2 separate regions of the Homo sapiens genome follow, and region 2 is linked to region 1. A link is a loop called in an ENCODE intact Hi-C map of the cell type or tissue named here. Cell type or tissue: tibial artery. All regions are shown on one strand. Each heading gives the region's core, and the rest is flanking DNA. Links, peaks and the distances in the headings are about the cores only. Region 1 overlaps STARD13 (StAR related lipid transfer domain containing 13). Region 2 overlaps STARD13 (StAR related lipid transfer domain containing 13).

Region 1 (9,128 bases), core at 1-5,000:
GGGTGCTACGTGTCGGCTTCCTGGCTAAAATTGCAGCATCGTTATGGCTGGTTTCTGTCCATGCGGCAAATCTGGTTGCTATGGTATCCTTCACATAGAAAAATATTTGTCAGCTCCAGGTGGCTGGAACACCACACAGGCTTACTGATAGTGAGAATACAAGCAATGATTCAGTGAATTACAGGACAGTCTCCTGAGAGAAAAATGTGGTCCCCGGGGACTTTGATGAAGTAGCCTAGAGATGTTCACTTTGTATTTTTCCCGCTACAAAACTTCAACTTTAGTTGGTTGAGTTACAGAGAGAGTGGCTAAATCTGCAAAGATGTCAGTAACAGGGGATTACTGAAATAGTGTTCCTTCCTGTGGGGGAATATATATTGCATTAAAATAAATGAATGTGTTGACCTAGTAAAATTAAATTGCCATATCCAAAGTAGTGGCAGATTAGGCATTTTAATTGTTGGTCATTGATTTAAATCATCTCCTGAGTCAGAATGTATTCTCATTGAACATGATTACATCCAGATAATGTTTTCTTCCAGTAAGAGGGAAAGAACAAAGGAAAATAAATAAAACACAGTTCACTAGAATCTCATAAAAGTTCTTGCACAAGAAGTGAAGTAGCATGGGAAAATATGAGTTCTTTTACAAAAACAACTTTTTCCTTGAAGTCACTGCAAGATTGCTGTTCACATAACATATTGGTATGTGTATATGTTTATACAAGAGGGGGCTGCAGGCCCAGGAAAATGTAAATAAATCAAAGTCTCTATGGTAGCTGTGGTCATTTTAAAAAATGACTAACAGCATATATAATCTCCTTTCAAAAAAACAGTGAGTTGTTCGTTTCTGATTTTTTAAAAATCCATTTTCACTTTCTCCAAAGAAGCCCATATTTGAGGGTTGAGAATCATTTTTCTTTTCCTCCCAATTCTTCACTGCTTTGAATTTGTTTTATATTCTGCCCAATACAAGCAAAGCATTATAGTATTGAAAAGTTTTCTATTAAAAAACATGACAAATTACATCTAGTTTATATTAAAGTAATTTCATTCTGCACTAAATACCTTAAAATATGATGTTTAAGTATAAACTTACTTTTAAATCAAAAACAAATGCTGATTAACCTTTTAAAAATATTCTTACCATGAAAGAATGTACATTTACAAGATAATGTAAATCAGGGATTTTTTTTTAAGATTCAGTCAAAATATTTTTTTAATGAAAACATTAATCCTCTTAGTAAACTGAATTTCATAGCAGAATGTTTCCATAATGAATATTAACCATCTCTCCTTACTTAAATTATTTACCAAAATTCATTTAATACACAATTTTTAAGGTTTTTTTGAAGTGAAGTATATTTATGGTTCAAATATCATCAAATAAAAATATGGTATTAGGCATGTGCTGTGTTCATTGCCTTCTCCGTGTGACTTTTCTGCTAAGTTTAGTCCATTGAATCTAAGTCCAGATTGAGGCAAGAAGAGCTAGAAGAGTATGCATCTACCTAGCAAATACTCTGTCTTTCTTTTTCCCTATATAAGTGAAATAAGCTCTAACACTCCTTGAGGTCTCTGGGATCATTCTGGACTAGTTTGTAACAGGAAAAAAACAACCTGAAAACCTCAGCTTAAAGGGCCTTTTTTTGTTTCAACTCTAAAAGAAAAAAAATGCATAATCCTATTACACTTAGTTATCAGCACCATTTGAAATCCTGACTACCTTGATAATCACCATGGAGCCGTGTAGCACTTAGCTAGTAGAGAGCTAAATTCAATTAATAGTACAGATGACTGGATAAACCTCCTCATTTATTTTACTGATCTCTACAGTTTCTCTCTCCTGTCCTCCAAGTTAAGATCTTTTTTGTTTTGTTTTGTTTTCCTGCTTCAAATACCATGTCACAGCCAACAAAAACACCACAGGAAGTCAGCTCTGAGCAGCATGGCTTTGAGGAAAGGTGGGAGGCATTGGGCTTCTGTATGTCTGGGTTTGAATCCTGACACTGTCGCTGGTTGTGTTCACGCTTTCCGACTGGTTTGTCGCTGGTTGTGTTCTAAGCTTCTAGTTGCTCATCTCCAAAATGGCAACAGTAATGTCTACCTGAGTGTCATGAGGGTGAGAGATAATACAGTAAAGAGCCTCGAGTTGTGTTCTGTCTGCGTGTTTGTCCAACAACAAACTATTATGTGACGTTTTCATTGTTACTGTTTCTCACCTCTTAAAAAGCTCTTAAAGACCATTCTGACTGGAAATAATGTTCCCACCTAGAACCTTCTGCAAGGCGTCAAGATCTTTGATGGTTCAACTTTTCCTTCTCCTTCTAATCACTAACAACTTTCATTTTCATTAAGCCCTGCTGTATAGATGATCTCTTTTCTTACTCCTCATACTACATGCTGCTGTGGTGAACATGTGTATTTAGTGGCTGATTAAAGTATGAATAAATAAATGAAGAAATTATGTGAGGAATTGTTTGTCCTTTCTTCAGTTGCATTTTTATTTATAATTTATACCCTCCTTCTTTTAAAAAGATGTTTTAAAAGCTTTGCCATTTTCTCATCCACTTATTCCCATTTAGTTATGAATGAGGGCTAGAATTTGAGCAAAAGCTGTGGTATGAGTTATAGCATCCCATTTGTGACCTTGGGCACCTCATTGAACCTCCCTGATCCTAGCTTCTTCCTCCATAAGATGGGAATGGTAATACCTTTTTTTTTTGAGACAGAGTTTCGCTCTTTTTGCCCACGCTGGAGTGCAGTGGTGCAATCTCGGCTCACTGCAACCTCTGCCTCCTGGGTTCAAGCAATCGTCCTGCCTCAGCCTCCCAAGTAGCTGGGATTACAGGCGTGCACCACCACACCCAGCTAATTTTGTATTTTTAGTAGAGATGGCGTTTCTCCATTTTAGTCAGGTTGGTCTTGAACTCCCGACCTCAGGTGATCCGCCCACCTTGGCCTCCCAAATTGCTGAGATTACAGGCATGAGCCACTGCGTCCCACTGGGAATGGTAATACCTTTTTAAAAGCTCTTGTGAGGATTAAGTGAGCCATTGCACATAAAGCATTTAGCATCACATCTGACACCTGATATCAACAATAACAATGCAGATACCTTTAAGCAGAATATTTGAATGGCATATGCATATGAGAATTAGAAAAACAATTGAATGGCTTTCACAGGTCCTATAAACTTTCCTCGTACAACTTATATCAGGGCAAATACTCCTGAATATGCATTAAGAAACCTGCAACATTCTCACAAATTCCACAAATTCAACATATTCCAGTAACAACTGTGGATGATTATGATTAATTAATTAAGGAATAAGAGAAGGAAAGTTGTCGATGTACTGTTTTAGCTTCTAAGTAGCATATTCCCTGTTTAGTAAGTACTGCAATTAAAGCCAATGTTTATCTCCAAACTACAAAATGCAAGAAGCTCTAGAAATGTTCTTTTGTTTTTTCAATAGTAACTATTTCATGAATTGCCAACAAGTTTTACCATGCCACTGTGTGCCTAACACCGGGTTAATTGCTGTGGGAACTGCCAAAAAACAGAGACTCCAGCTCACAGACTCCTGTAACCTGATTTCAGAGAATACCATCCAAGGCCATGTGCACCAAGGGCCAGATTGCCCGGCTGATTTGCAGGCTGGCTGCAGTCTGAGGCCATTTCTCCAGCTGTTTTAATAACTGTCTTACAATAACTGACTGCCTTGCAAAATGCAGTTTTATTTATCTCCCAATATCAGAATCCTGCCTGCCTTCTCATTTTTATTAGAATTGGATTACAAAACAGGGAGAAATCAACATGTTACCTTTAAGAATAAAATTGAAAATGAACAATCAGTTGAGGTTGATGTCAGGGACAAAGACATTGCTGAGGCTGTGGTCTTGGATGTTTAGCTAGCTGTGTCAGAGACCACAGTATGAAATTTATAAACCATTTGGATTAGAGCTCATCAACCATGCTTTCCTAGCAACCAAGTGCAAGGGCAATCTTAACTTTCCTACAATGTTCATGTGGATTTTTCTGGATTCAGTTAGCCTGGGTGTGGCTTTTGTCTATAATCACATAGCCAGGACATCGGCATGTGGTTGACCTTCTCTGGAGTCCCATTACATTTTTCCAAAGAGACATTAATGTCACCGACTTCAACACAACATTTCATCTTAGAAATCACAGGATTGTAGAGCATTAAAAGCATTACAAGACTCTAAAAGAGCCCTCATTTTACTGGTGAGAAGATTAAAATCAGATAGGGTAAAGTTTTGTGCCCAAGGTCATACAAGTAGCTAGCCACGTTGTTAATTAACCTTTCAGTAACAATAATAGATGGGGTCTGTGACCAGCCAAGTATTAAATCGTTTTTTAAAAATTAAATTAAAAGCATTCAGAAGTTAGTTAACTTACCATCTAATAATCCATAGTGGGCCAATCATAAAAGCTTCCCAAAGAAAAATACACTTAAAAAGCTGAAAACCGCGTATATAGTTTTTGACATGACCTTACTTTAGTAATTGTTTATGTCGTAACTTATTAAAATAAACATACCTTGTAAATTGTTTACAAAATCCCAACATCTTTTTGGAAATGAGTATAATAAGGCATTGCAGTAATACTTGGTATTTTGTTTTTGTATTTTTGAAAGCTGATATTTTGGGTTTTTTTTGAATGCTGGTATTTTTAAGACTGTGTAATTTATATTCAGTACTTTAATAAACGGGTGTAGTGGCCGGGTACGGTGGCTCATGCCTGTAATCCCAGCACTTTGGGAGGCCAAGGCCGGTGGATCACAAGGTCAGGAGTTCGAGACTAGCCTGGCCAACATGGTAAAACTCCATCTCTGCTAAAATACAAAAATTAGCCAGGCGTGGTGGTATGTGCCTGTAATCCCAGCAACTCAGGAAGCTGAGGCAGAAGAATCGCTTGAACCCTGGAGGCGGAGGTTGCAGTGAGCCAAGATTGTGCCATTGCACTCCAGCCTAGGCAATAGAGTGAGACTTGGTCTCAAAAAAAAAAAAAAAAGAAAAGAAAAGAAAAGAAAACGAAATGGGTGCAGTATTCCAACAGTACATCATTTATTTTTCATCTCTCATGGTGGTGGTGTTAAGAACCACATGCTTAAAAACCCTTGGGGTTTTGTTTTCATGCCTGGCTCAGGAAATCCTTAAAATATATTTTATTATTTTTTTTGAGACAGGGTCTTTCTCTGTGACCCTGGCTGGAGTACAGTGATAGGATCATAGCTTACTGCAGCCTCTACCTCCCGGGCTCAAACAATCCTCCCACTTCAGCCTCCCAAGTAACTGAAGCCACATCCGGGCTAAATTCTTTTCATTTTTTTTTGTAGAGACAGAGTTTCATTGTGTTCTTGAACTCCTGGCCTTAAGTGACCCTTCCTCATTGGCCTTCCAAAGTGCTGGGATTACAGGCATGAGCCATCACACCCAGCCTATCCTTAAAATATTTTTAACTAAACCAGATTTAGGGTAAAATAAAGCCCAAATTGGTATTCACTAGCCATGATAGACCTTTAGCCAAATATTTAGTCATCAATTAATGTGAACTTCCTGGGTGATTATAGGGTATCTAGTATAATGAGAAAGTTGTTTTGTCCCAAAAGGGGATCAGGAAGCTAAATTTTAAAATAACATAAATCTAGAGTTAAGTTTGGGATCATCATTTTTACAATAGTATATAAAATGGCTTAGAGTGGGTTGCAGTTGAAAGTAAGATGCTGTTTCAGGTGGTACATTTCAATCAGTGACTTCTGCTGAACTCCTGCTAGAAACTGGGATCACCCGGGCAAGGATGAACACAGGGAGGACACGGGGCAGAGGACCATTTTGTACATGAGAGAGTAACTGAGTCAAGCAGAAAACTGTACTTAGATGAAATTGAGAAAGGCGTTGAAGTTTCTGATTAGCGAAATAGCTGTGAACTGGGCCCTGTCCCACAGCAAGGGCACCCATATAGAACAGGAAGGGCACACAAACAGGTTCCTTCTTTGTGGGAGGGAGGTTCATACACAGCAGCAAGATGACCAGCTAGAAGTGTCCAGAAGTACTCCTGCTAGCCTATGAAAGTGCCATCGGAAGGACTGAATTTGTTTAGGAATTTTGAAAGGACGACAAACCAGAGAGTCCCTTCCCTTTCCTCCTGCTTTCCCTCCTTCCTCCGAAAGGAGGAAGGAGGGAAAGCAGGAGGAAAGGGAAGGGACTCTCTGGTTTGTCGTTCCCTTCCTGCCCTCCTGCTTCTTTTCCTGACTTCCTTCCTGCCATTCCCACTTCCTCCTTTCCTTCTTTCTTATAACTGAAAGTTGGTTATATCTAGCCATTAAATACTAGTTTTAAAAGATACAGCCACTTTGGAGATTCTAACCAAATTATAAACATGCTTTCTATCACCTCTCAAAAAATATTAAAGTAATAAAAAAAGCTTTGTTTGTAGTTCTTCCTTATGGTTTTATATGAAGCATCGAGCTATTCATGACACTACTTTTAAGCAATTAAAAGAAACAAAATAAAACATTTCTAAATGACAAAAGAAAAGCATAAATACAAAGTGTGAGAGTCATTGACTTATACCTGACAGACACTAAATGTCTGCTCTAATAAGCAATAACAATTAGTTTAAAAAGGAAACACCAAATGTCACTTCACAGCTTAAGCCTAGAAAGCAAAGTTAGCCGGAAAATAATTACAAAAGTCTAAGGGATTTCATGGGTTTTGTTATTAAGGCAAAGTGTCTTTTCGTTTGTCATTTTCACCAACTAATCTGACAGATTCTTTATGAAGAAAGCACAGAGCCAGGAAATTGTACCCATCTGGTCAGTACCTGCTCAGAGGATCTGATATTAAAGTCTAGATCACTCCAAACTGCTTTTTCAATGCATTTCATTTTCTAGAAGTGACGAACAGTGAAACAAACCTATTCAGTCAATTGAAATAGTTATTTCGGGGAGAAAATTGAATCCTCTTCAAAAGAAGCTGTTTCACTATCTTAGTGTGGTGAGTATTGAAAGTTGGATGGTTTCCATGAAAACAAAAATGGACATAAAAGACAAAAGAGTTTGTGAGTGATATTTACAGTGAAGTTGAGTATGTGTGCATGTGGGTGGGTGGGTGTGTGTGTGTAGCAGCAGATCATAACCAGAAATTTTTCTCAGAATTAACTCTCTGTGTCCATTTTAATTTTTGTTGTATGACTCATTCAATGTTCACTATTCCCATAAATATAGGCCATACACCTACTGTTTTCCAGGCATATGTGGCCACTGGGGGTTAAAGAAGGTTGAGGTTCCTGTCCCTAAAGTGTTTATCATGGTAACCAACTAAATGTTTGTTTCCTACTCACATTGAGGGCAGAAGATACTGCATCACTTCCAGGCCTACTGAAGTTCCATCACCTCCACATGAAGCTTCTAGGTCACCTGGGCACTGGAACATCTGCTGTGGCTAAAGAAGGAGAGCCGGTGGCAGGTCACATGGCAGATTCACCCACCTGCCTTTGGCCAGTGCTCTTTCCCATGGCCCAGCAACCAGGAAGGCTAGAATCAGAGTCCACTCAAAGGTCTATCCCATAGTCAGCCGGGTTTTGCCACAACATTATTTAAAGATGCTTCGTTTAGGTTGGGCGCAGTGGCTCATGTCTATAATCCCAGCACTTTGGGAGGGCCGAGGTGGGCAGATCACTTGAGGTCAGGAGTTTGAGACCAGGCTAGCCAACATAGCAAAACCCTGTCTCTACTAAAAAATACAAAAATTAGCTGGGTGTGGTGGCACAGGTCTGTAATCCCAGCTACTTGAGAGGCTGAGGCACGAGAATCATTTGAACCTGGGAGGCGGAGGTTACAGTGAGCTGAGATCATGCCACTGCAGTCCAGCCTGGGTGACAGATCAAGACCATCTCACAAACAAAATAAATAAATAAATTTTTTTCTTTTAAAAAAAAGATGCTTCATTTAATTTTTTTTTTACCATAGTAAAAATATCCTTTTATTAAAAACTGATCTGGAAAGCTAAGACTCATGCACTACATTTAATGAATGAATGGTTAGTGACAAATAAAGATAGAAGTCTCAGTAAAATGCATGCCCTTCCAAGCCCTTTCTTCTGAACAGGTCTCAGGTTTGCCCAATCAGACTTTTCATAAATGTAAGACTGATGAATTTGCTTTTTATTTCTTTCACTCTCCACCCTTTCTGAAGTTGCAGATAAGCAGTAGAAAGTCCATGAGCAGATTCTGGAGGTAAATCAAGTATTAACTAATGCACAATTCAGATCATGACTGTGACAGCAATGATTATCTCAAAAAAATCAAAAGTGGGCAGTTCTCAGCAACTCCTTGTCTGACCCCGATAGAGCGGGACCCTTCCCCCTCTTTCCCTGCCTTCCCGGCAACCCTCTCCCTCTGTCATTCTCTTCACATCCCCCAGGTCAATGCTCTTAAACAGAAACGGAAGTTAAGCCACAAGGTTAGAGGACAGGAAGTGACTCAATGATTCCTTGGGGGTCAGGTGTCTGGGTAGTGAGAGAAAGAAGGGAGAGAAAATTCCAGATTAGAAAAGTAGCCCAGATGGGAGAGTGATCAGGGCAGGAATTTCAGAAACGACAATGACATCAGCATTAGTGGTACTCCTCCACTCTCCTACACAAGCACTTAAGAGCGTTGCTGTGAACTACTTCCCACCCATTTTCTTTGCAAGCCTAGGAACGCGGGGCTTTCTGGCAGATTTAACAGGTAGTTTGGTGGTGTCTGGATTGTGCTAATAGAAGCCATTATACCAAAGATAATTTTTAAAACCTAGAATTTAGTAAACAAGGGTTTTTTTTGTTTCATTTTGTTTTGCTATTTTGAGATTGTTAATCTCAAATACTCTCAATTTGCTGATTTCATTATTGTGTTAGGACATAAGTGAGATAATGAAGTGGATAATTAATGACATACTCTTTAGGATGTAAATAAAAGCCACACTCCACAGAAAAAAGAAGTACCATAAAGCTTAAAAGAGATCACGAACCTTAGTACCTGCATTATACAATGAGGATAGTTTTCGTACCGAGGAAAAGGAAGGAAGTCTCTTAGAATCATCATCTTTGCTGCTTTTAGTCAACTGT
Region 2 (13,256 bases), core at 3,191-8,190, 54 kb after region 1:
CAAATCTACTTAGAGTCTTCAGCTTTAGAAAATAATAAATAAACTTCCTGCATGTGTCAGAAAGTATAAAGCATATTCGAGTCTGTGGTATATAGAAGATGATTCCTTTGATGTCTTGTGTGTGTGTCGTAGATCAAAAGCTTTTCCACAGAAAAGCAGAATGGAGTGTTTTGTTTGTGCTTCCAAACCCTAATGGAAGAACAAGTTCACTAGATAAGTTCATTTTATAAATAACAGGCAATCCTCCCCTAAACAAACCTGTTACAGAGCCACCAAATGTGCAATATCCACCATTTTTTTTCACTTCACACCCACTCTTAGGTAGACATGCTAACACACGTGGAACAGACCAAAGAGACAGGCTGAGAGCCTGCCAAAGATGGTCTCAGATGAGATGATCAGCTTCCAACTCAGCATTGCCTGCTATATCTGACACTAATGAATGCGTAGTCAGAGGGTACATTGGAGGTGGTTGAAAATGAGGAGAGTCATTAAACGTATTTCAGTCGGTGAGCGACGTGAGAAAAAGTTGAGAAATAGAACTGGTTTCAGTGTAAAGTTTTAGAAGTGGTAGTGAAACCAATTAGGAGGCTGATGCCTGACTCTTGATAAACAACGACAGGAGACTGAATTAGGGCCAAAGGAGAGGCAAGACTTCAAAGACATCATAGAGGTATAATTGACAGGATTTGGTGATCAACGAATGTAGATTGTGAAGGAGTAGAGCCTCAAGATGACATTATTTTCTAGTTTGGATGGCCCATTGGTGATGCTCTTAGTCAAGACAAGACAGTACGTAGGAGAAACAGGTTTTGAAGAGAATGCAGAATGTGACTCTGGCCTCAGATGAGATGCCTGGGCTGGAGACAGAGGACTGGGTATCACTTGAGTCTAATTTATGTTAAGATTCTTCAGTAAGGCCATGGAGAGTAAAAAGGGATGGACCTCAGTCTGAATTCTAACAAAAAAATTAATAGTTAAAGGGCAAGTACTGCTTCGTGGCAGGAAGGAGATGGTGTCCAGAGAGATGAGATAATTCATAATCTTGAATGTCAAGGATGAAAAGAATTTCAAGGAATGATGGGTACTAATTTGTGACTATTGCTATTAATAGGTCTTTGCTAAAAAGAAGCCATTGAATTCAATGGTTAGAAATTCATTGGTCAAAACTGGAAACAAGCTGGGCGCGGTGGCTCACGCCTGTAATCCCAGCACTTTGGGAGGCTGAGGTGGGTGGATCACGAGGTCAGGAGATCGAGACCATCCTGGCCAACATGGTGAAACCCCATCTCTATTAAAAATACAAAAATTAGCCTGTGTGGTGGTGTGCACCTGTAGTCCCAGCTACTCAGGAGGCTGAGGCAGGAGAATTGCTCGAGCCTGGGAGGCAGAGTTTGCAGTGAGCCGGAGATTGCGAAACTGCACTCCAGCCTGAGCAACAGAGTGAGACTCCGTCTCAAAAAACAAACAAACAAACAAAAGAAACGACTGGAAACAGCTCAAATGTCCATCAGCAAGAGAATAGGTAACCCAATTGTGTGTCTTCATACTCAGGAACTAAGCTGAATGATTATTGGTATACTCAACAACATGAGTCAATCTCACAAACGTTGTGTTGAATGAAAAAACAGTCACTCAAAAAATACATACTATATAATTCTACTTACACAATGACCAAGAAGAAGCAAAACTAATCTACGGATGATAGAAGTCAGAAAGAGGGGCTGGGCACAGTGGCTCATGCCTGTAATCCCAACGAAATGAAAGAAATGCTGGGTAACATCTTTGAGAGTCCAGCTGAGGGTGAAAATCAAAATGTATTTATTAGCACAGGCTGCCATGATGGAACACCATGACCGAGTGGCTTAAACAACAGAAATTTATTTTCTCACGGTTCTGGAGGCTGGAAAGTTCAAGATCAAGGTGCTGGCAGGGTTTGGCTCCTGGTAAGGGTCCTGTGACCTGTAGATGTCTGCCTTCTCACTGTGTCCTCACATGCAGAGAGAGAGAGGGAGCTCTCTGGTATCTCTTCTTACAAGGACACTAATCCTCTGGGATCAGAGCTCCTCCCTGGTAGACCCCTTTACCCTTAATCACTTCTTTACTCCAAATCAATCACGTTGGACATTCACATATGTGAATGGAGGGCTTCAACGTATGTGTTCTGGAGCGGCATAGTTAGCCTATAGCATGTATAATTCAGCACTGTGATGTGAGTTATTTTCTACCTATACCCAACCACCTGAGATCAGGAGAGAAGATACACGGTTGTGTTGATCCATATTTAGAGGTTAACGGGATAGACTTGATGCAAGGTCAAGGTGGCAAACGATTGGAGGAGATAGTGAAAGTATGGCTAAAATGATCAGCCATGGATTCCAAGAACAGTGGAAAGAGAAGCCAGAAAAGGGCTGGGTTTAGATTAGGGAAAAGGCAGGGATTGGTAGGCTTAGTGGTAGAGTCCTCTCAGGTCAGGAGGCTGGAGCACAAATGGGAACTACTATATAGCATACCTTCTGTGGGTGCAGTACTGTCTTGGGACATAATTGGTTGTTCCTGCAGTTTCAACTTTACTGGAAATAAAGGAGGATTATCAAACTGGAGAGATTTAAATTCATTAGTGAAAGTAATCATCACATTTTTCTTTCCTTTTAGACGACTAAATACGTTGAACAAGTGTGCCTCAATGAAACTTGATGTGAACTTCCAAAGGAAAAAGGTAGGTGCCCACACCTTAATAAGAATGTGGCTATGCCAGTGAATGCCAGGAGTTTGAGATCAATCTGAGCAACATAGTGAGACCCTTGTGTCTACAAAAAAATAATAATAATAAATTAGCTGGGCACAGTGGCTTGTGCCTGTAGTCCCAGCTATCGAGAGGCTGAGTTGGGGGCATTGCTTGAACCCAGAAGGTTGAGGCTGCAGTGAGCCATGATCATGCCACTGCACTTCAACCTGGGTGACACAGTGACACCCTGTCTCCAAAAACAAAAAAGCAACGTGAACCTAAGCAAAATTTTGAAATGCCTGACCATCCATGTGTATTCTCCATGTCCCATTTCATCATAACCACCTAAATAAGTCTATTATAAACTAAGACTGAAATCTATTTGTTTTACCTTTCATTTTGCTTTCTTTTTTTATTAGAGGGTTTGCGTAAAGATGTAAAATATCTCGGTGCTTTATGGTGATCTTTCAGAAGTGTCCGTTGTAAATGTCAACCCCTTATTAGACTCAAATGCTTCACAGCAGTGAGTAGATTAAAAGTTCAGAAAGGATCTGGGGGTCCATGGCGAGTGACTTCTGGCTCATTTTTTCCAGTAGTGTTTTATTTCATGCATGTGTCAAGATGCCCCCACTATCAGGCAGATTCAGCTGATAATGTATGAGGGGGCCCAGGGACGGTGTGACAAGATCCTGAACTCTGGCTCATCTTTCACCATTCTCCCCACTGTGTACTTGTCTCTAGCCACAAGGAATTCGGTTCAGTCCGAAAAGTCACTAAGCTCCCTCCCCATCACAGGACTTGCCATGTGCTGCTTCCTCTTTATGGATAAGACTAGAGATTTGAGTTTTGAAATAAAGCTGTACTTTATTGAATATGTACTGTTTTCTAGGAACTAGATTATGTACTTACCACACATTATCTCATTTAATCCGCTGAGATGAGGCTTCTCTGTTTTCTCTATAAGGAAGGTAAATCTTGAACAGGCTAGGTCATTGCCCACGATCTTGCAGCTAGCGGCGGAGCAGGGTTTCTACCTCGGAGGTGTCTGATTCCAAAACCAAGGCTCCTAGCCAAAGTGCTGTACAGCCTCTCTTTTTCACTGAATTGATTCTTTTTAGGAAATTCAGAATTAGGGTCCTTAACTACTTTTTTCATTTAACATCTCTACTACGTAGCAACTCAAGCCTCCATATATTTTGAAGGATCAGAGAAAAAAATCTTTGAATCAAAAGAAAGTGTTCTTGGCCAGTTGCGGTGGCTCACACCTGTAATCCCAGCAATTTGGGAGCCCAAGACAGGTGGATCATCTGAGGTCAGGAGTTAGAGACCAGCCTGACCCACATGGTGAAACCCGTCTCTACTAAAAATATGAAAATTAGCTGGGCATGGTGGCACACGCCTGTAGTCCCAGCTAATCGGGAGGCTGAGGCAGGAGAATCACTTGAACCCGGGAGGCGGAGGTTGCAGTGAGCTGAGATTGTGCCACTGCACTCCAGCCTGACAGAGAGAGACTCCGCCTCAAAAAAAAAAAAAAGAAAGAAAAGAAAGTGTTTTTATCCTGGTCTACACAGAGAAATCATTAAAGCCAAAGGATTTTAAGTTACCCCTTAGTAACCTAATCTTTGAAAATAACTTTAATCTGAATTTCTGCTGTAAAATAACACCAAAAAAAAAGAAGATCAAATGAATTTTAGTGGACCTCACCTTAAAAACAATTTGGGATTTGAGCTGGGAACCAAAGCTTTAAGCTGAGGAGGTAAAACAGTGAAAAACAATATCCAGAGAAATATTAAAACATGAGCAGTTTGTCCAGGCCAAAGACAAATTTAAAATGTGGGAATAAACCTCCCAACAGCTGTCTGACTGAATAGACCCCTTGAGAAGCATACACACTATTTGAAGCATGAGGGTCAGATGTTGTTTTGATTGGAACACATGGTTCCTATTAAACTGAACACAGCCATGCCTGTGTGTCTAAAGTGTGGCTCCTCAAATGGCTGGTCTATACAGCTGCCTATACCGACCATTAGCTGCACTGCATCACAAAAGAAAATGCCAAAAAACTAATGACATGAGTTGTTTCCACACAGTGGAGTGATTGGATTTTTACCCTGTCACCAGCTTTTCAAAACCCAGAGGCGAGATGGGCTTGAATAACATTTGTTTGGCTCTTTGTGCGTTACCTCCACAAAAGCTCCTCTGTAAATTGGTCACTTCGGTATTCTGACCTTAATGTAGTCTTTATATCGCATCTAGTGGCACACGCCCTTAAAGCCCCTGCTTAGCTATAGGCCTCAGAATGCATGCACTTGAATAAAATATTGCTTTTCATGTTGTAAATTGGAGAGTTATGGCCTGAATTTTCAAATAAATAATGCTGACATGTGGTCTCCACCTACTTATGAATCTCAATAATGACCAGAATCCATGGCCAGATTGAAGCAACCACTTAGGAGACACTGTTGTGACACCCGTTTCTGTGATCTTCCTCTTACACAAGCCATAGACTTTATTTAATCCCTTATTTTACTGTGAAAAAATAGAAAAAAAAATGAATAGGAGCTAAGACTAGGCCAAATGATCACAAATAGAAAAGGAGACTTGAGAATCGAGCACCCCGTGAAAAGCTCCAGCCAACTTCAGTATTTATTTATTTGGAAGAAAAATAAGGCAGCGGGATTTCCTCTAGGTAAGTCCCCATGTTAAGCCATCCAAGAAATAGAAATAGAATCCCCACCTCCAATCTGCAGAATCCCAGACTTATTTAATTCTGCAGAAAGTCATCCCCAAGTAGCTAAACTGTCTGGGGTCACAATCATTGTGCCTTGGGACTGCCGGACCTATGAAAGGGTTGCAGGTGCTGGCTCAGCAGTTTGTAGGGATAGCAAAAGCTGACACAGGGCTTCCTCCCCACCAGGCACTATTCCTTGTCCTTAACTCCATGTCACAGTTGCATAAATTGAAGGGCTTGGCACTTGCCCAAAGCCACACAGAAATAGCAGAGGCAGTACTTGAATCTGGGTAATCTGGCACTGGACTGATCCTCCTCACCTTTCAGAGATATTCAGAGACAAACTGGAGTCTGGGTGAGCCTCTAGCCCTTGGCCTGACACCTGCAAGGGTCTCATGTTTCCTCAGCAATACACTCAATTCACTGTGTATATTGTTTTTATAAGAGGCATGGTTCTTGCCATCTGTACTAAAGTCCACAATTTATTTATTGTCTTCATGGCAATTGTGTTTAATCCTGTAGATTTTGGTGGGCTGACACAAGGAAGAATGTGAAAAGTCCACAAATAGGTGATGATGGTGATGAAGGCTTTTTCATGCCTGGTTAGCCATACACCTTTCTTATACATGAAATGCCACTTCCAAAGCACTGGGAGAAATGACAACACCGCTACCCTCCCACAATACAGTTTCTAACTGTTTTGCAGAAGAGAAAAGGGACCCTTTAAGGATTCGAGATGACCTTCCCTGCCTCTGTAAGAGTCAGGTGGAGGAGTATTCTCGAGCTTAGCTGCACGCCTCACTGGAAGACTAACAACCCAGCCAAGAGCATTTCAGGAGACAGGACACCAGCACTTCTGCCGCCTGCAGCTCGGGCTCTCCACTCCCGCGGCATTCCCAGCGGCCCATTCCTGCTTCCAAACAGGCAGGCCCGGCCACGTAGCTCCAGTTAACGTCTAAATTTCTATGTGACTATGGATGCGTTGCCTTTTGCAGCTGTGGATTCGTGTGGGTTCCTGTTTCCAGTGTAAAGATATGGCCAAATTCCGTCTTTTGAAAAAAGCCCTTCTTTATGGAATGTCTGGTTGGCATCTGTCTCTGAGGAATATATAATTTCAGTGAAGAATGTTCTCATTTTTAGAAAAAAAAAAAAAAAAAAAGCCAAACAGTGGAGACTCATCTAAATTAAAAACACCAAGGCACACACAAAGTAGCTTTTCTCGGGAAAATGTTTCTTCCTCATTATTACCTACAAAATTCGCGCTTGCTCCATGATGACATTGAAATCCCCTGATTAAAGTGTTTATGTGATTCAGCTTCTATTCAAAGTAAAAGCCAGAGACTGAAGACTCCAATTAGGCTGTTTATTAAATGAGGAAAGAGAAGGACACATATCCACATGGGACTCTTACCTTTCCTCTTACCTAGGAATATGTCTCAAGAGAGAAAGAGCAGCTTCCAAAGAAGGTTCTGGTTGAACTTATAATTTTAATAAGGCTCTCTGAAATAATGACCAAAGGTGGAAAGCAACACAGAAACCATGACTAATTGCCACCTTGCAGCCAGCACCTCCTGGCCTGGATGCCGTCGGCATTTCAGAGGCACTGCAGCTGTTGACAAGGGGCCTGGCCCCCCACCCACCCCTACTTCCCACTCCCTTGCACACCCCCGCATCTCCCACCAAATGAGACACCTCCTGGCAACTCCAAAGAGCAGTCAGATGAGAGAAAGTCCATCATTCACTTGGCTGGAGAGTATTAACAGCCTTGAATTGCAAATAATTACATGCGAATGTCCTAAAACTGTAGGGTATTTGAGTTGGAAGGATCTTTGGTCTTATTTTCCAACCTCCCACTCACTCACTGCAGGATTTGCTTCTTAGTGCATCCCTCTCCCTCACAATTTGCTGAGCCACTGTTTATTATAAGCTTCTCAACATGACGAGCTCTTCACATGGCAAGGCAATTTATTTTATTCTACAGACTAGAAAGGCCTTCCATATGATAAGCTAGGAGCTGATTCCTTCTAATCTGGCCCACCTGAACCTAGCTTTTTTCCCTGGTGAAGCACAGAATATGGATTTCCCCATTCACTCAGAAGCCCTTTAGCTCTGTCCTCCAGAACAGGGAATCAGCACACTGCTGCTCCTGCTTTCATAAATAAAGTTTTATTGGATCAATAGCTACGCCCATTCATTTCACAACAATGGCAGAGCTGAGTAGGTGAGAGAGAGAGACCTTATGGTGCATACACCTAAAATTTTTATGATATGGCCCTATACAGAAAACACTTGCAGACCTTTGCTCAATCTAGAACAGTTTCTCAACTGTCAGTGGTGAGTGACTGATTTTCTTATTTTATTTTTTTCCAGTCTGCCACAGACTAAGATACTTTTGTAAAATTCAATACAAATGAATTATTAGAAATATTAATTTTAACAAATTATAGAAAATACAAGGCTTAATGTTTTATTGTTAGGCTCAACTGACACAAAGGTGAGTACTGATAAATATAATCAAAACAAATATAACAGGAAATAATGATGCAGGATTTTTCTCAACCCCACTTCATCAGCCAGAAACTTCTGTGCCTGGCAGGGGCCCCTGCTTCTTTGTTCCTGTCACCCTGCTCTGTGGCCTGTGGCTCCCTGGCTGACCCAGCCCTGCTGCTGCTTCTTGGCGCCAGCAAAAGGAGGGCTGCAGCTTACAACCCCTTTCGACCCCACTGTTCAGTAGGTCCCAGGTTCTTGTCCCACATCAAAGAAGAATGAGGTTACACTGACAATTAAAGGGTGAGGAGGGTGGAGAAGAATTTTTATTGAGCGACACAGCAGCTCTCAGTGGAGAGGGGATGCAAGGGTGGTCCCGAAGTTGGGTGGTTTTCTCCCCTAGTGTGGCTGGGTCTGGGCTTTTATAGGCTCAGAATGGGGGAGTGCCTGCTGATTGGTTTATGAGTGTGCAAAAAAGCTAAAAGAAAGACACCAATCAAAGGTGGGCAAGACAGTGTAAAAAACCAATTAGGGAAAGGTAGGTATATGTAAAATAGAGGAAGGGTGAGGATCAATCAGAGGAAAACATGCCAAATGGGAAGAGAGGTTCTCAATCCAGTCTGTGGGTTTGTAGCTTGACTTTCAGCCTTCAAACTGTCTTTGGCTTGAGGGTGGGGTTTCACCAGGAAGCTGCCCCTATTTGCCTAGGCATTTGACTGCCTCCTGCTTCTATCAATAGAAAAGAATTACAAAAACTGTTCAGATTTTTATTGAAAGTGTGCGTATATGTGATTAATACAAAGAATCACAATTGTGCTCATACCATTTTTGTTGTTCATCTGTCATAACTGAACAAAAAGTTTACTTTAAAAGAGAAATCCCTCAAATTAAATGCCTATATGCACACTTTGAACAAGCACTTTGACTGCAAATGTATAAGATATATATAATTTTTTTTTTTTGAGGTAGAGTCTCACTTCATCACCCAGGCTACAGTGCAGTGGCGCAAACTCAGCTCACTGCAACCTCTGCCTCTGGGGTTCAAGCGATCTCCTGCCTCAGCCTCCCGAGTAGCTGTGACTACAGGCATGCACCACCATACCAGGCTAATTTCTGTATTTTTAGTAGTGATGGGTTTCACCATGTTGGTCAGGCTGGTCTCAAACTTCTGATCTCAGGTGATCTGTTCGCCTCGGCCTTCCAAAGTGCTGGGATTACAGGCATGAGCCACTATGCCTGGCCATAAGATTTTTAATGTGACAACAAGTTTCTTCTTTGTTATCTAAGTTAAGTGGGATTGATAACAATGTTACTCATGGGTAATAATGTATATCTAAAATTCTTTTGTTTGAGTACCAGTCATCGTAGGGAAACCAGTGAAGAAAGGTTTTTTAAGGCAAGTTAAAAGTTTAGGGTATTCCTTTTCACTTACTACTTTAGGGTATTCCATTCACCTTTTATTCAAAATGAGGTAAGTGATGCTATATTTCCAAAATTCATCTTCAGTTCTTCATCTCTAGCCAATTCTTATAATTATAAAGTTATAAATGTAAATTACCTGTGAAACAGTGGATTCTGTACATTATACACTTTGGTTTATGGTAAGCAAACTAACCTTGAATTGGCACTTGTTGTAAATCAGATTGACCACACACCAGTACCATGCAGCTGTCACTCATAGGACTCACCGTTTGAATTTGACTACACCCAGACTGGTCTTTACCCTGTTCAGTAAGACAAATCCACTGATTGTGAGCTCAGATAGCACAGACTTTTCAAATGGTGACAAATGGTTTTACTTCTTACTCTCAATTTCTGTATCTACCTCATTAAAGAGCAAGTTTGGGGACTGGCAGCCCCCTGACCACACTCTGAGTAGCACTGTCTAGAGTTCCTCATTTCTAAATCAAGCTATTAGTTCTTTCAATTGTCCACCCCAGGAGGTTGTGGTTCTTAGATCCTTGGCCATTCTGATTACTCTTCTCTAGAAATGTACCCCTTAAAATGTGGAGCGCTTAGAAAGAACCCATTGTTCCTGATATATGTGACCAGTGCAGAATGCAATGGGCACTGACCTTTTGAGTCTTGGGATCTATGCTCTGGTCATGCATCCTAAGGTTGGTGTCTTTGTTCAGTAGCCATATTACATGGTTAAGTCACATTAAGCTTACATCTGCCAGAACTCTCAAGACTATTAATAGCAGGAAGGGCTGTTGAACTATGTTCGTTTTATCCTGAAGATCCTGTAATTGATTTTTGAAGTTAGAGTCATTATATTTTACTTTTATGAAATTTTATCTTATTAACAGGTCATCCTTCACTTCTGTTAAGCTCTACACACTTCTCAATATTGCTATTCTCTAACAACAATAACTAGTTTCATCTACCACTTTAGGGTTTATATGGTATTTTCACATATAGTCCCATTTGGTTCTGTTGATAAATCATGCTAGACATGTGTTATTATTGTTTTCATTTTCTAACTCTGAAAACTGAGTCTCAAAGAACCCTTAGCAAATAGCCTAATACCATCTTTACAGTTTAAAAACAGGAGTTCCGGCCCATTCAAGTTACTCTTAAAATGATCATAACCTTGAGACATGCTTCCTTCAGTTATTTACAGTCTTTTAGTCACACGCTTTAGAGGAGTTACTCAACCAGTTACTGACAAAACTCTCTGTAGCAAGCTTGTCCAACCCATGGCTCACGGGCTATATGTGGCCCAGGACAGCTTTGGATGTGCCCCAACACAAATTCATAAACTTTCTTAAAACATTATGAGTTTTTTTGGCCATTTTTTAAAGCTCATCAACTATCATTAGTGTTAGTGTGTTTTATGTGTGGCCCAAGACAATTCTTCTTCTTCCAATATGGCCCAAGGAAGCCAAAAGATTGGACCCCGTTGTGTAGCATCTAGCTAGTGAGCCATATTGTCCACAACGTGGGAACCTATTTTCAGTTGTGTTGCTGAAATTCTGATGCTCCATGTCCCTGGTACGTCCATGGTTTCTGAGACAGGAGAATAAAGTTAGTTTGATGTATCCTTTTCTTTATAAACACATCTGACTCCTAGAGATTTCCATTTTACATTTCTAAATAATCACAAACTATTCATTGTTAACCTCAAAAATTATCAAACAGATGAAATCTGATAATCTCTTTTAAACAATCAGTACACTTCCATAAATACCACTGGAGAGTCTGAAATGTGCCTGATGCTCTGCTGGGTCCCAAGTGCGTAAAAAAACCTTAAACTCTACTGCAATGTGTTTTTCATACTGCAGATCATGGCCCCTTGGTAGGTTGTCAAGTGAATTTGGTGGATCACAAACAACATTTAAAAAAATAAAATAGGCTAAACTAGATTAAAAAGTATCAGAATACAAACAAACAAGGATAATTACTTAAGCATAAATTTTTTTTTTTTTTGCTTTAGTATAGTCTGTATGCATGCCCTGAGTTGTGATGGAAAATACATTTTTTGTTGTGTGTCACTATCAAATAGTTTGAAATATCCATCATTAGTGAAAGAAACAGACACAACCATTTCAATACCCTTTGGAACATACCATGATCGTTGTAGGCACAGGGTGCCAAAGAAGACTGGTCGTTTTTTTTCTCTGTTGCATTTTGCTTTCTATTGCTTTGGTTTTTGTTTGTTTGCTTTGGTTCAAACAACCTAAATACTGCAAAATTTCCCTGAGCTGTTTTCCTTTTTTCCCAGGAGTTTGCCACTTTTTCACATGCCTTAGTTGGGCTGTAAATATCTTCCTGTTGGCCAAAGTGAGTATAATAAGCTCTTAGAGACCAGCAGACAGGGCCAGGCTTTCCCTTCCCAGGCCACAGTGCCCAGCTTGGCATGTGTTCTTAACCTAAATAAAGGAGTCCCTATCCAACTAGTATGTGGTGTGCTGGCATCATAACCAGGTTTGAGAGAGGTAGTTGGGGCCAACACTAAATGTTGTAGTTTCTGTTTTAAAATATCTATATTTTCTTTAAAGTCATATCCTTTTTTTTTGTCTTCTCAAAAACTGTCTGCTAAAAGGGCTTTTTCATAGTCCTTATTTAATATCAACTTCTCACTAGCTTCCTAAAATGCAATACAAAAATCCAATAAGTTCAACGTTCAGCCTATCATGGCACCTTGTGTATAAATGACCCTCATATGTCAGTTTTCATTATATCAATCACAGGAAAAGAGGGAGTAGAAAGTACTAGTAGGAAAGTATATTTTGAGTCATCATTCTGGAGTCTTGCCCTTTTTCCACTTGTACAATTACAACTTTCTAAACTCTTTCATCAGAGCTTTATACAACTTTTTTAAAACTCAGACTCATTTTTCACTGTGATCTCAAGCTGTAGGATTCTTTTTTGTTTCTTTTTGTTTCCTTTTTTTAAGAGACAGGGTCTTGATATGTTGCCCAGGCTAGACTCAAACTCCTAGACTCAAAAGACCCTTCCACCTCAGACTCCCAAGTAGCTGAGATTACAGGCGTGAGCCACTGTATTAGTCCATTTTTCACGCTGCTGATAAAGACATACCTGAGACTGGGTTATTTATAAGTAAAAAGAGGTTTAATGGACTCACAGTTTCATGTAAGCAGGCCTCACAATCATGGTGGAAGGCAAAAGGTACATCTTACATGGCGGCAGACAAGAGAGAAAGAGAGCCAAGCAAAAGGGGTTTCCCCTTATAAAACCATCAGCTCTCATGAGACTTATTCACTACCACAAGAACAGTATGGGGGAACCACCCCCACGATTCAATTATCTCCCACCGGGTCCCTCCCATAACACATCAAAACATGGGAATTATGGGAGCTACAATATTCAAGATTAGATTTTGGTGGGAACACAACCAAACCGTATCAGCCACCGCACCTGACTTCTAAGCCATAGAATTCTTTTCTGTACCTTGGCTTTGTACTCGCTTTCACTTTAAACTTGAATGTTCAAGTTTGTCATTTAGTCAAACCTACACGGAAACTAGATTTTGAAGGAATAAACAAGAATAGGAGGATCCCCACAATGATTAACTGTGCATCTGCTTAGGTTTCCTTAAAAACAACACACTGCAAGGTTAAAGGGAGTTAAAGTGGACGCTAGATACATAAAAAGATTAGTAGGCAATTGAACAAACATTGAAAGATACAAATAAGCAAATACCTCTCAGTGAGGGACTGCTGAATGCACTACCTTCTTTATTCTCTTCAGCAAACCTATGAGGCAAGACCCGCTTCAATCTTATAAGTGGCAGAAACTTACTTTAGAGAGGGTAAGTAGACTGTGGACAGTCACCTAGCTCTTAAC

What was found. A loop is a pair of places that touch in the nucleus more often than their neighbours do. Peaks named below come from ENCODE experiments on the same cell type or tissue, not always from the same donor. Only the 100,000 strongest peaks of a DNase experiment are listed, where the experiment ranks them.
Region 2: a loop joins it to region 1, with 4 times the contacts of the local background. A loop is called at or near these places in 9 of 110 quality-filtered maps.

What each region holds. Positions count from the first base shown.
Region 1 is chr13:33,186,495-33,195,622 of GRCh38, reverse strand. The region is part of intron 1 of STARD13 (StAR related lipid transfer domain containing 13); the gene reads left to right. Among named protein-coding and RNA genes, the nearest start is that of STARD13-AS, 86 kb to the left of the region's middle. RefSeq lists enhancers at 7,267-7,416, 8,510-9,128. In tibial artery, for the core only: no CTCF peak of the experiment used is centred there; no DNase peak of the experiment used is centred there; H3K4me3 peaks cover 326 bases; H3K27ac peaks cover 3,411 bases.
Region 2 is chr13:33,131,773-33,145,028 of GRCh38, reverse strand. STARD13 (StAR related lipid transfer domain containing 13) reads left to right here. Exons shown (of 14, transcript NM_178006.4): 4 at 2,656-2,719. Among named protein-coding and RNA genes, the nearest start is that of KL, 120 kb to the right of the region's middle. In tibial artery, for the core only: no CTCF peak of the experiment used is centred there; DNase peaks (open chromatin) are centred at 5,678 and 6,357; H3K27ac peaks cover 2,243 bases.